Regions from separate parts of the Homo sapiens genome. Here region 2 is linked to region 1. A link is a contact called in ENCODE Hi-C or POLR2A ChIA-PET data. All regions are on one chromosome and are shown on one strand. Each heading gives the region's core, a stretch centred on a gene start or an enhancer-like site at or near the end of the contact. The rest is flanking DNA. Distances are from core to core; before and after follow the strand shown.

Region 1 (6,874 bases), core at 1,508-4,007:
AGCACTTAGCTGAGGGTGTTCCTTGTTGAACTGGAGGAAATTTGGGGGCAGAACACTATAAACAGTCCTTCAGAGAGCTTGTTACCTGTAGGCTCAATAAGGCCTCAGATAAGCTGGAGTTTGCCCCTCAAAATATTGATCTGTACAGTGTTTTGCTGAAATTTACATTTGTAGATGTTTAAAAATGAGATGTCACATAAAAATCTGGGTTCCTGGGTTTTCTTTCAAAACGTGAAGACAGCTCAAGCAACTTCATTTGCCTGCTTGGCAACAACCAGCTGGATCTGAACTTCAGCTGTTGCATTTAGGATGGCATAATAATCAGGATAATGTGAGCTGCTGTAACAAATCGCCTCTCATATTTCAGTGACATAGCACAAAAGAAGCTGATTTCTCACTTACATATGACAAGTCTGGTGCAGGTGATTCAGGGACCTGGGGCTCCCTCTTTGCTGTGTCTCCACTGTCCTTAGGGGCCAGGGAGTTTTTTGTTTTCAGCCTGTGGAATGGGAAAAAGGAAGTGGAGAAGCACACCCATTTCTCAACCACCCTGGCCTGAAAGTGACACACATCCACTTGGCCCACATTCCACTGGGGGGACCCAGTCATGTGGCTCACCTAGATGCAAAGGGAGCTGGGAAACATGAAGCCGGTTTGAGCAGCCACTTCCTGCCATCAACCCTATCCCATGGATGGGGGAATCATAAATGTGCAGTGGCCGCGTGCACCTGTGCCACAAATGGACAGGTGAACTCAATTTGCCACAGTTCCCACTACTTGTTTCATATCCCTGAGTGGCCCCTGGAGGCATTTGAGTTTGTGGCTCTGGTTTAAGGTGTTTGTGGGCACAGTGTGAGGAAGAAACATGGAAAAGACAGATTTTCTCTAGACTGAAAAGGAGATTGCCCAGGGGCGGGAGGAAGACAAACAGAGGTCAGTGGGTCCTGAGGCTGACTGTATGTGTGACTTGTGTCCCTGAAATACCATCTTGGAAACTGCAGGACCCCCGGGAGGAATGGCTGCAGGGGATGTCTTAGCAGATGAGACAATAGCCACCGCCACCCCACCCCAAATTCCTGTGCCCCTAGTGGGATACAGAAGTAGTAGGTTGCTCATCAACCCAAGCAGCCACATCAGCTTGGGCAGTGGAAACAACTCAGCCATATCTTTTGGGAACAGAGGACCAAATGGATGTGCTGTCCCTTCTCCCAACCCACTACATGGGACTGTGTATAGCCCTGGTGTTAGGAACTAACTCCAGGAAGGATGAAGGCTGACTCCCTTAGTCTCCAGTAGATAAGCTGCTAGGGGCAGCTACTAATATATAATAACTGAGTTATTTACGTAAAATAATGGATATGTGATGCTTCTTGCATGCCTGAGTTTCTGGGCTGAGATTTATTCTGTCTTGAATGTCGCGGTTTTCTTAATGAAGTTGCTGAGGAACGCAGGGGCCTTGTTCATTTTGCCTTTTTCTGGAAACTTTGTCCTCCAATTCCCAGATCCAGAGCAGTGCCTCTGCTCTCAGCCCCATACCGCCCACATTCTCATTAGGAAAAGCAAACAAAAGCCAAAGTCCTGTCCAGTTACAAGCCTTCTCTAAACGGGGCAGTTGGACTGTATATATTCCTGGCGCATCAATTTTACTCAGACAGGGAAAATATTTTTACATTAAAAGAAACTAGGTTAAATTATGGTAGAGAATGCAAAATTCACAGTTTAAAAATGATGAAATTCCAGACTTCAAAGGAACTTCTTTCTTGCAGGGTAGGGGGAGGGTATTCTGTTTCAGAACCCCATGCGGGTCTCCACTGGAGTTCTTTTGAGAAGGACACTTCTGTGGAAAAGTTTGAGCAGCTCTGGCCCTGCGCCTGGCCTGGCTAGGGGCCACCTTCTTCTGGTTTGGGCTGCAGCGCCCTATGGGTATCGCGTTCTTGTTAATATCTCCTCACGTTTCTAAACTCACAGCTTGTCAGCGCGGGCGCAACCTGAGAGCTGTCGCAGGTTTCCAGCTCACTCGTTTCCCAAAGGAGGAAATGGAGAATCAGCGACTTTAAAGGACTTGCCTGGCGGGCATCCACGCTTCCCAGGCTATCGCTCCTCCCTGCGTCCTTGGCCACCTCCGTTCTTTAATCCTGCAGGAACTCAGGACCCACGTGCAAATACAAAGAACCGTATCCACCCACCCCCGGCCCTTCTTCATCCTGCGCTTCCAACCTTGGGGGGGTCCTCTCTCTCCACTGGGGTATCTGACGCCCGTGGGGGGTGCTTAGAAAAGTTTGGTAGATTAGTGACTGGTGGTTCTGGAACAAATACATCACAGCCCAAACTGGGGGCTGGTGGTGGAGAGGTGGGTGGATGGGGGCTACAAATCTGCTCGGCAACTGCCCTTTCAGCCAAGAGAGAGGAGCTGAGGTCCTCTGGGGTTGGAGGACTGGAACCGGCCAGATTGCGGGCTCAAGGGGCGAAGGCAGGTTGGCAGGGGCAGCCTCTTCCCGCCGCCCACAATCCTCGGGCGGGCGCGCAGCCGAGCCGGCTCGGCTGGCTGGCGCAATCTCGCGCGCTCCTTGCATTGATCAAAAATGGGGGTTGAAACAGTAAACGCGAGGAGGAGCAACTGCTTCGACTCGGCTCAGAAGCGCGACCAATGGGGATGTGAGCTCCTTCGCGCGAACCAATTAGCGCAGGGCCTGCGACAGCACGGGCCAATGGGGCGCCGACTCGGCGCAGGAACAAGGCGGGGGTTCGGGGCCGGCTGCAGACTCTCACCGCAGCGGCCAGGAACGCCAGCCGTTCACGCGTTCGGTCCTCCTTGGCTGACTCACCGCCCTGGCCGCCGCACCATGGACGCCCCCAGGCAGGTGGTCAACTTTGGGCCTGGTCCCGCCAAGCTGCCGCACTCAGTAAGTCCCCGCGAGCGGGCGCCGGGAGTGAGGTTCAGGCGGGAGCACGCACGCGGGTGGGTTTGCATCCCTGCGTGTGGCAGTCGGATTCCCGCTCCCTGCCTTGAGTCCCCTAGGCGCTTTGCATCAGCGTGCACAGCGGGATCAGCAGCTCCGGCAAGCGGGCTTCGGGAAGAATGCAGTTGGTGAGGAAGCTCGGCGAGGCGTGCCCGTGCAGCTGCCCCTGGCCCTGACTGCTGGTGCGAGGCAGTGCACGACTCAGCTGGCCGGGGCCTGCTGTCCCGCCGGTGCCACGCACCTGCAGACGCCCGGGCTGTGCCATCTCCTGGGCCGGTCCGGGGGCTGGGGCGGGGCGAAAAAGAAAAAGCTCTGATCTCTGCCTTCGCCTCGCGCAGCTGTGCGGCGAGCCCGGGCAGTGTGGAGCGGATGCATGAATGGACATAGTGTGAATGAGTGATGAACGGGAATGAACCGATGACAGGTTTTGCATATGCAGTGGATCACGTTAGCTGAAAGGGATTGCAAACTTAAAGGTCCGCGTGTGCGTGCCCCCCTACGCCTTACACCAGTGTTTGCTTTAGCCAGCACTTAGGAACACTGCTTTTCAGAAATGTAAATTTGAAAACCTTCAGTCCAGCTTTCCCCTCCTTGTCCCCCATAGAACCTACCCTTTCCTAAAGCCTTTCTCCCCACCCCCCTCCTTTTTTTAACCTGCTTGTCCCCTAAAGGCGTTCGAGTATTCTAACTCTGGTAGACTTTGGGCTGCTTAACCCAATTCCCTGTTCATTTCGTTCTGGAGTAAACCGAGTGATTGAATTCTCTCCCGGGCCACAATCAGATCTTGCTGGTGGAACTCACTCTCTGCCTTCCCAGGCCCCAGCCCGGCTCCTCCCCTCCCCCGCCAAACCCACCGTCCCCAGCCCCACCCGCAGTGAAGAAGGCAAAGTCTCCGATGTGCCTTGAGCCCATTGTCAGGCGGCTGCCGCCGCCGTTAGATTTTTATTTTTCTAACCAGGATAGAGCTGATAATATGTTGGAGCAGCATGAGGCATAGCCAAGTATTTTACAATTATCAATTGTTGAGCAGAGTAGAAATCTCCCTGGGACAGAGCCTCCTCTGTGTTGTGGTAAGAACAGAGAATCCAATTTTAAAGGGGAAAGGACTTCTTACTTTTCTAGGGGCAGCGCTCACAGTAGCTGAGAGGACAGGGCTTATTTTTTCTCAGTGGTTACAGTTCATTTTAGGCGAGATTCCCTGCTCCAGCTGTGGAGATGTTTCCTGTAGCCTCCTCCTGCACCCCCCATGTTTTGGAGTGTTCCCAACGTTTGTTCCCTATGTATTTCGTTATTAATTTATTACTATAATTGTAATGGCAATTGTCATCAGTAATACAATTATTTGTTATTAATTTTTCTGGGAGGATTTTTGCCCTTGGACTGCATGTAACCTGGGGGGCAGGAGGGTGAGGGGGCAGGCAGATGTTGCTTTTTATGTATTTCCTTGATTTAGTTGAATTGTAAATATTAGAGAAGCTTTCAAACTTCTTTTGACTGTAACCTACAGTGAAAAACATGTTTACAAAATGACAAAGTATACACATTCAATTGTAACAAAAATAAATGCCTTATGAAATGATGTGTAGCCTAATTACCTGTGACATACACTATTTTGTATTCTATCCTGCTCTAGTCTGTTCTGTTTCATTAAAAAAATTAGTCGTGAGCTGGGTGTGGTGGCGCACGCCTGTAATCCAAGCAACTCAGGAGGCTAAGGTGGGAGGATCTCTTGAGCCCAGGAGTTTGAGGCTGTAGTGAACTGTGATTGTCCCACTGCATTCCAGGCTGGGTGATAGAGCAAGACCCTGTCTCTTAACAAAAAAAAAAAAAAAAAAAAAAAAAAAATTGGTTATGATCCACAAAAGCAATGCATTCTTCAACTGGAAAAAAAAAAACCTACTGGATTAGGGAGGTGTGATTTTTCAGTAGGAGTCTTTAAAACTGTTTGTAATTATTTTGGTTATAAACTTTTATAGAACTATTTTCAATGAATGCTGTCTATAAGAAAGATACAGTCTCAGGAGCAAGTTCAAAGATTATTCACAGATGAATGTTTCTCTTTACTAAAAGAAAAGATTCACTCTATTTTATTTGATCAGCTGGTGCTAACAAGCATCCAACATTTCAGAAAACAATAACACATTCTTAGACCCAGTCGTCAAGGCAGTCTTTTTTTTAATCTAATTCTTTTTTTTTTTTTTTTTTGAGAGAAGTCAAGCTCTGTCACGAGGCTGGAGTGCAGTCGCTTGGTCTCGGCTCACTGAAACCTCCGCCTCCCGGGTTCCAGCGATTCTTCTGCCTCCGCCTCCTGAGTAACTGGGATTACAGGCACCCACCACCAAGCCCAGCTAATTTTTGTATTTTTAGTAGAGACGGGGTTTCACCATGTTGGCCAAGATGGTCTCAATCTCTTGACCTCATGATCTGCCCGCCTTGGCCTCCCAAAGTGCTGGGATTACAGGCGTGAGCCACCACGCCCGGCCTTGTCTAATTCTTTATTGTTAAAATACTGTTTTTTGAGACAAGTTGCAATCCAGTTTAGGTTATAGCTGTGTTTTAATGATGCCCTCCTTAGCAAGCATCTTAAAAAAAAAGGTGCCTCCTATCTGTAGACCTTCTCTGGCTGGTTGCTTTTGCACTTATTTTGTGTTCATTTTTAAAGCTTTTCTTTTTCTCTTTATTTTTTATTAAGGGAATCCTCACATACACAAAGATAAAAGTAGTGTAATGAACCTCCAAGGACCCATCTCTGAGACTCAACAATTATCAACATTGTGCCAGTCTTGTTGCAGCACCCTGGGACGAATCTTATTCACAGCAGGCTCTTCCTTCTTCCTGCCCACCCCACGCTTCCCAGTCTAGCACCTTAGACCAAAAGAGATCGGAAAATTGAGTTACCTGTATAATCTGGGCATAATTTTTTTATCGTTGTCCCTTTAACCCAGAACTTTATGCATTCTTTACTTTAGCTTTAGGAGAGTGGTGAATGAGATTTGTGAAGGGGACATTTTCTAGGGAATCGGTAAATTCGGGCCTTTGGAAAAAGTGTATCAACATCAGTCACATTGCCTAATTTCATGCTTACCTTGTGTGTAAGTTGCATAATCGCTGGCTTTGTGGACATGGGAAGGAAGGAGACTGGCTGTGGGTGGGGATGGAAGCCTGGGGACCTCACTGTAGACCCTTCCTTGTCCCCTCGTCAGGTTTGTATGTTCAGAGGGAAAGCAGTGCAGAACATATTTAAATAACCCTATTTTCCTTTATTTTTTTCTAGGTGTTGTTAGAGATACAAAAGGAATTATTAGACTACAAAGGAGTTGGCATTAGTGTTCTTGGTAAGATTTACTTTTGAATTCTGTGAATGTCCATGTTTCAAAGGAAGCTTTTTTTTTTTTTTTTTTTTTTAGAGGCAGGGTCCTGCTCTGTCACCCAGGCTGGAGTACAGTGGCGTGATCATAGTTCACTGCAGCCTCCAACTCCTGGGCTCAAGTGACCCTCCTGCCTCAGCATCCTGAGTAGCTAGGACTATAGGTACACATCACCACACCTGGCTAATTTTTTTTAAATGTTTAAAACATTTTTTAAAGATCCCATGAGATGGGATCTCACTTTGTTGCCCAGGCTGATCTGAAACTCGTGGCCTGAAGCCATCCTCCCACATTGGCCTCCCAAAGTTTTGGGATTACAGGCTTGAGCCACTGAGCCCTGGCCCAAAGGGAACTAATTTAAATGCATCAAATATAGAATTACAGGGCCTATAGGGTCTTCCTATAGGCCTTTATAGATACATTTTTAAACTTTAATAGCTTGGGTTGCATGTCTGATAGAAACCATTTTGAAAATAGCATAAATGCTGGTGAGAGGTTCTGACATCTCAGCTTACCCTGTCATAATTGGTTTTTGCTAATCATAGG
Region 2 (7,149 bases), core at 3,014-5,513, 1.1 Mb before region 1:
CAGAGCGCTTAACTATTTCACAACCCCACCTCCAGTGAATAAATGATCCAGTTTCTCAGTATCCTAACCAGCCTTGGTATTGTCACTATTTTTTCCAACCATTCTGATAGATATAATATGATAAGATATTCTGATATCTCATTGTGGTTTTACTTTTCATTTCCCCAATGGCTAATGATGTTGCACATGTTTTCATGCGCTTGTTTCCATCTGTATATACTCTTCAGGAAATGTCTGCTCATGTCTTTTGGTAGGCTTTTGAGAGTTCACATCCATGTCTATCAATTATCCGATAAGGTTCAGAACCCGCTCACAGCAATTCATCAATGTGCATACATAGTTTTCCCAGAGAGTTATAAGATAACATACAACATAATAGCATTTCTGATACATCTTCTTCACCAGTTTAGAAGGGCAAAATAATACATGCTCACTACAAAAAAATTAAACTTGAAAGAACAGAAAAAATACACATTGCCAAAAGTCTCACCATATAGAGATAACCACTGTTAATATTTGGTGAGCATACTTCTAGATTTCTTTCTGTATGTAAATGCTCTGCACACTTAAAAACTCACCAATTTGTATAATTAGTGGGATACTATTCTGCACCTTGTTTCTCATGAGCATATATTATCGACATCCTTCCACACTAGTATAGACTTTCATTATCATCTTAATGCCTGTATAGTAACCCACTACGTGTGTATGTTTACTTAACCAGCTTCCCTGTTAATGGATATTTCGGTCGTTTCCATTTCTTTTTGCTATTATAAACAATGCTTTAAATAGTGTTCTTGGCTGGGCTTGGTGGCTCAAGCCTGTAATCCCAGCACTTTGGGAGGCCGAGATGGGTGGATCACTTGAGGTCAGGAGCTGGAGACCAGCCTGGCCAACATGGCGAAACCCTGTCTCTACTGAAAAATACAAAAATTAGCCGGGTGTGGTGGCACCCGACTGTAATGCCAGCTACTTGGAGGCTGAGGCAGGAGAATCGCTTAAACCCTCCTGGGAGCGGAGGGTGCAGTGAGCCAAGATCGCACCATTGCACTCCAGCCTGGGTGACAAGAGCGAGACTCTTTCTGAAAAAAAAAAAAAAAAAAAAAAAAAAAAAAAAAGTTCTTGTGGGAATAATTTTTTGGATTTTTATAATTATTTTCTTAGAGTAAATCTGTGGAAGTGGGATTGCTGAGTTCGTCATATACACATGTACGTATATATATGTATGTACGCTGATATATATACACATATGTACTATGTCAGTTTGTAAATGTTTAGGAACTGCCTTTTAGAAATATTGTGACAATTTACATTTTCCCCTGCCCTGCTTAAGTAAGATTCTTTTTTTTTTTTTTTCTGAGATGGAGTTTTGCTCTTGTTGCCCAGGCTGGAGTGCAATGGTGTGATCTTGGCTCACTGCAACCTCTGCCTCCTGGGTTCAAGCGATTCTCCTGCCTCAGCCTCCTGACTAGCTGGGATTACAGGTGTGTGCCACCATGCCTGGCTAATTTTTTTTTTTTTTTGTATTTTTAGTAGAGACGGGGTTTCGCCATGTTGACCAGGTTGGTCTCGAACTCCTGACTTCAGGTGATCCACCTGCCTCGGTCTCCCAAAGTGCTGGGATTACAGGCATGAGCCACTGTGCCTGGCCTTAAGTAAGATTCTTATAAGGTTTTTACCTTTTTGCTTGTATTCCCCTTCCAGTGAATTTTTCTCTTTTTATTAAGGATTGGAACACATGGTCTAAAGAATTTTTTTTTTTTTTTCACTGTGTCACCCAGGCTGGAATGCAGTGGCACCATCATAGTTTACTGCAGCCCCAAACTCCTGGGCTCAAGGGATCCTCTCACCCTTGGAGTAGCTGGGACTACAGGCATGTGCTACCATGCCAGGCTCCAAATAACTTTTTATTGTTTAAAATTTTTAAAGCATAAACAGATGGAGCACAGGGCTCTGTGAAGTTAGATCAGTAAAAGTCCCATACCTATAAAACGGCCATCTTCTACACTTGTTCCTCCAGGACATCTTCTGCTTCAACAGCTTTGTGGTCTGCTTCAACAGCTTTGTTATCTGGCCATCTAGCCTGCTACCACAATGCCCATGGGGAATGATAAGGACAAGCAGCCCACCAATGACATTTACTTGTGGACAAAAGAATTAAGATTAGGAGAAAAAAAAATTCCAAGATTACTACCAGTACACCAAAACTTTAAAGACGAAGAGCTGTGGCATGGAAGGTATACATAAAACTGCAAGTCCTACTTGCAAAGTTAGAGATTTATTGTAAAGTTAGATGATATTGCAGTTTGGGGTCATTCAGATGCTCTCCCCCTCTTTTGTTTTTCCATTTGATCAAACAATGAAGTATAGCATTTTAATTGTGATCTAGAGAAAGAATAACATACACTGACATACTTCCTAATTTGAAACTCGAGTTTTTATGGTAGTCATTGGGCTTATTTTTCAAGGTACAACAGAAATTTGGTTTAATGGTTTAATGAGCATACCTTTTACATGATGATGTTAATATATTTTTGCTTACAAACTTCCTTAGATGGATTAAGCAATGCAAAGACTGAATGCAAAATGTTGTCTTTTAGTATTTACAAAGCATGTTCATATACATCTAACACTAGATAAGAATTCGGTTACAATATGCATCCACTTATTTCTAACTCTTCCTCAGCAGAATTTTTTTTCATTGCTTTATGCTTATACCTCTAACTTTTCAGCAACATCCCTTCCCCTTCCTCACTTCCACAAAATTTTCCTAGATCGTAGAAAACTAATATGAAAACGTTTGCAAGATACTTAAGATGGATTTTTGGAGTTCTGGAAATTCTTGTAACTTTGAATTTGCAGCGCTAGATATAACAGCGGAATTTTGCAGCTACTGTGTATCTGGCTTCTTATTAATAGTGCAATGGCAAAATGCCTCATTATGTAGAGCTCTTCCCCTTCCTAGGCATTTTAGCCTCTATTCGTTTCTCCGTGCAGGTATTCTGAAGCAGACTGTTAGCTGAATGAGAGAGAAGCAGGTGGGGTGGTAGCCAATCAGAAGGGCCAAGTTCCAGTTCTTCCACAGAACATTGGTTGTATGACCTTGCACACATCCCTAACACTTCAGCTTCATTATATTTAAGACTAGGAGGTTGGAGACCTCATAAAGGTCCTTCAAATATAAAATTATATGAAAAACATTCATAAACTCAGGTAAAAACTTACAGTTTTTGTCAGGCATTCTACTTGCAAAGGCACACCCTAAACATTTAATTTTGAAAAGTCGGTGACTATGCACAAAAAGTAGTAAAATGACACAGGAATTAATAGAAATCCATCATTATTCATTTAACGTGTAAAGAGAAAACGCTCAATGTACACTTTTTCGGTCCTGCAGATGATTAATTACAGTTCTCTAAACCTCACATTTAGCATCTCTGTGACCTCAGGCCTTTGGGATTACTTCTAAGTAAGACCAAACAGGTCGAAAGATCTGTAATTGTAATTTATTTTAGGTCAGTGGTTCGGTGGAGGCATAGGGGTCAAGGGTCCAGCACTCCCAGTATTTCTTGGAGGGTGTTCAGCAGTTTCCAGACCGGCTGACTCCAACTCTTATCTGCAGGGAAGCGTGTTACTCTTTGGAATGAAAGACAGCTCCGTATAAATGACTTGACCAAAAATGGGTGCTCATCTCAGATGCAGGGCAGGGACTATGTAACTCCATCCTCGACTCGCAGCAGGAAGTTAACTCCTCCTGAGAGCCAGGCGGTCGGAGGACCAGGCGGGGAGGTTACAGGCACCAAGACACCCAGGCTGGCTGGACCCTCCCACCCTGTAATGATGAGGGGAGATGCTCCCTGGGACAGCCCCCTTGAAGCTTCTGGCGACGGGGCTGGGATCCGCCCACCCTTACTCAGGGGCGAGCCCTGTCATACGCGTGGAAGCGGCCACCACCTTCTAGGGGGAGGGGCGTTCCCGTCGGGCGTAACCGCCCCGCCCTGGGGGGCCGCTGGGGACGCTGATCTGCAGGAGGGGGCGGGGTCGGAAAAAATCCGGTAGCTCCAGACCGGTGTCCCGTTGCCAGGCGATGGGGAGGAGGCGGGGCCGACAGGAAAGAGGAGCCGGGCTCGGCGCGAAAAGGGCACCCTCCAGAGCCGCGGCCGCGCAGCCGCCTTTCCTCCCTCTCAGGGCTGCGCGCCCAGGTCTGCGCCGCGCTCCGCCTCCAGCCGCGCGCAGACTTGCGCACGCGTCGTGAGAGCGACCGCCTCCGTCTCTCGCTGGGCTCGCTAGGGCTGCGCGTTGGGCCAGCGGGGGCGCCGCAGCTGAAGCCGCCCCGGAGCCGGTGAACCGAATTACCTCGAGGGAGGGGCGTGGGGAAGGCGGCGGGAGGAGGAGCGCACGGGCCGGCTGCCGTGCCCACCACGGCTGAGGAACATGGTTTTCGAGTCGGTGGTCGTGGACGTGTTGAACCGGTTCTTGGGGGACTATGTGGTGGACTTGGACACGTCCCAGCTCTCTCTGGGCATCTGGAAAGGTAAGGAGGCCGCCGCCGCCGCTCCCCGGCCTCTCGTGCTTCCCGGCCGTCTCGCTGCCCGAGCGGCGTCCTGCGTTCTCGGGGCTTCGAGCACCTTGCTCGCCGGGTGCAGCCACCTGCCGCCGCCCGCCTGTGGGTCAAGTTACGTAAAGCCGGGCGGCAGTTCCCTGGCCTCCGCCCTCGAGTTGTTTATATTTTGGGGGAAAGGAGAGGGTCATGAGTGCGGGATGAAAAGGTCTATATTTTCCGAGCGGAGCGGACTTGCCGTGGGCTCCGTGGGTCTGGCGTTCAAGTCCCGGCGAGGGGCCGTTCTCTACCCCTGGCCCCGCACGGTCCGGCTTTAGCCGCGCGGGGCGAGGAGGCGAGACGACGCCTTCCTGGGCTGGGTCCCATCCCTGTCCTTTGCCCCCCTGGGTTTATGACGAAGGCCCCAGAAATCCCCCGCGTGTTGCATGCTGCCTCGCACGTGAAGGCAGGGCGCTGTGACCGGGGACGCCCGCTTCCTTGCTTCCCCAGCCTCAATTCCTGGCTTCACCCGTGGTGCTTTCTGCTCTCCCCCTTCCGGCCCTAGGACCCGGACGCCGGCTCTCTCTCGCCTGGGTTCGGCGGATAACAAAAAGGAAACTCAAGTGCAAAGTAACTCAAACAGTTGCTTGTGTGGTTGCAGTTAACAGCCTGACCTAGGAATGTGTAACATTTTCAAGACTTTAGGATATGTGGGTCAGAGTGAATTGCCGAATTTTAAAGAAAAACCAGGGCGTGCGGTGCAACGTCTCAGACCTGCAAAAGACCGGGCTGAACAGGGCCCTACGCTGCCTAGGTGGTGAAGGACCGAGCTTTCCTTGTGTCCGTTTAGTGTGGTATTCTGCCTTAGTGAGAGCCTCATTTTTAGTGTTTCCATCTGTTTTTGCATTATGCGCTTGTTTATTTTAAACACCCGCTAGAAATTAGACTCCTTTGTGAAATGAATTTCCCAGGCCAAAGTGAGGGTTAATTTTGTGTGTGAAGTGTGTGTGTTTAAATATATATTTAAAGTAATTTATTCTTGTCTGTGCACACACTTCCAGTCTTCTTCTAAAATACTTACCTTGACTCTTCTCGTTTATGAGATAATGTAAACAGGTAGTTTAGTTTGATTTTAAAGAATGTTACTACCGTGGGGACCTAGTATCATGATGGAGAGTGAGTGGACTACAAAAGCTAGGGATATAGTGATAGCTGCTCAGCCTGTTTGATTAGTACAAGAAACTTGCAGTCTGTTTATGCTGCTTCTTAGTTGCAAAGTGAAAATAAAATTTGTCTCCCATGTACCTCAGAAGGAAGCCTTAAGAATACTTGAGGTGAACTTTGATCTGTAGTGGAGTCTTGCTTCCACATTCAGGGTGGAGGTTTGTCTAGAGTGTGATTAATCAACTTATTTATTTGTTTAAAATTTACATGCAGTAAAATTCACTCTTGTGATACAGTTCTGTCTTGACAAATGCTAAGAGGCATGTATGCACCACCACAATAATGGCACATAAAAGGTTCATCAAGCCTCCCGAATTCTCTCAGCTGCTCCTTTGCAGTTGATCTCACCCCGCCACCACGCCCGGCTAATTTTTAGTAGAGAGGGGGTTTTGCAATGTTGGCCAGGCTGGTCTCAAACTCCTGACCTCAAGTAATCCGCCTGCCTCTGCCTCCCAAAGTGCTGGGATTACAGGCGTGAGCCACTGCGCCCGCCTGACTGTAAGTATTTATCTGTTTGCTGGTTGAAGAATATTTCAGTTTTTGGAGGTTATAAATAAAGCCGTCATAAACATTCACGTACGGGTGTTTGTGTGAACATAATTGTTATTTCTCTTGGATAAATACCTAAGAGTGGTTTTAAATTGGGTTGTACGTTTTTTTTTTTTTTTTGAGATTTATTTCATATACCATAAATTTCACTCTTTTAAAATGTACAATTCAGTGTTTTTTAGTATAGTCACAAAATTGTACAACCATCACCACTCTCTCATTCCGGAATATTTCAGCACCCCAAAATTAAATCGTATGTCCATTAGGAGTGACTCCCAATTTCCTCCCTTCTCACTACTCCACCTCTGGCAACCACTAATCTTTCTGTCTTTATGGATTTGGTAATTCTGGACATTTCATTTAAATGGAATTATATGATATGTGGCCTTTTGTTTCTGGCTTCTTTAACCTAATGTATTTTCAAGGTTCCTCCATGTTGAAGGATGTATGACTATTTCATTTGCTCTTAGGGTTGAATAATATTCCATTATATTCATAGACCACAATTTATTTATCTATACTCACCAGTTGCTGGATGTTTAGATTATTCCTAAACATCCACCTTTTGGATATTATGAATAATGCCACTGAACATTCATGTACAAGTTTTTTTGTGGATGTATGTTTTAAATTCTCTTGGATATATACCTAGAAGTGGAATTGCTGGGTCATATGCTGACTTTGTGTAACCTTTTGAGGAACAGCCAAACTCTTTTTCCAGAGTGTTTGTTTTCTTATGGTTGAGTTTTGAGAGTTCTTTAAATATTAAGGATACAATTTCTTCATCAGATATGTAATTTGAAAATACTTTCTCAGTCTTTTCCCATTTTGTCTTT

Evidence for each region. A loop is a pair of places that touch in the nucleus more often than their neighbours do. ChIA-PET counts read pairs that join two places held with the same protein, here RNA polymerase II (POLR2A). Pooled maps may share reads with other maps.
Region 2: a loop to region 1 is called in a map of OCI-LY7, with 8 times the contacts of the local background. The contact joins the promoter of VPS13A here to the promoter of PSAT1 in region 1. A Hi-C loop is called at or near these places in 8 of 168 maps with a recorded cell type or tissue (B cell, CD4-positive, alpha-beta T cell, CD4-positive, alpha-beta memory T cell and 4 more), 5 of 37 single-sample maps with no recorded cell type and 17 of 50 pooled maps. POLR2A ChIA-PET finds 5 or more read pairs at or near these places in 2 of 52 experiments (CD4-positive, alpha-beta T cell and activated naive CD4-positive, alpha-beta T cell).

Annotation. Positions count from the first base shown.
Region 1 is chr9:78,294,368-78,301,241 of GRCh38, forward strand. It overlaps PSAT1 (phosphoserine aminotransferase 1), which reads left to right and starts at 2,758. Exons shown (of 9, transcript NM_058179.4): 1 at 2,758-2,903; 2 at 6,235-6,295. The coding sequence starts at 2,844. RefSeq lists enhancers at 1,844-2,113, 2,004-2,587, 2,588-3,171 and a silencer at 3,124-3,363.
Region 2 is chr9:77,173,271-77,180,419 of GRCh38, forward strand. VPS13A (vacuolar protein sorting 13 homolog A) reads left to right here and starts at 4,264. Exons shown (of 72, transcript NM_033305.3): 1 at 4,264-4,534. The coding sequence starts at 4,435. VPS13A-AS1 (VPS13A antisense RNA 1) reads right to left here and starts at 4,647. Exons shown (of 2, transcript NR_026668.2): 1 at 4,357-4,647; 2 at 3,486-3,636. RefSeq lists silencers at 3,892-4,221, 3,983-4,277, 5,260-5,429 and an enhancer at 3,983-4,277.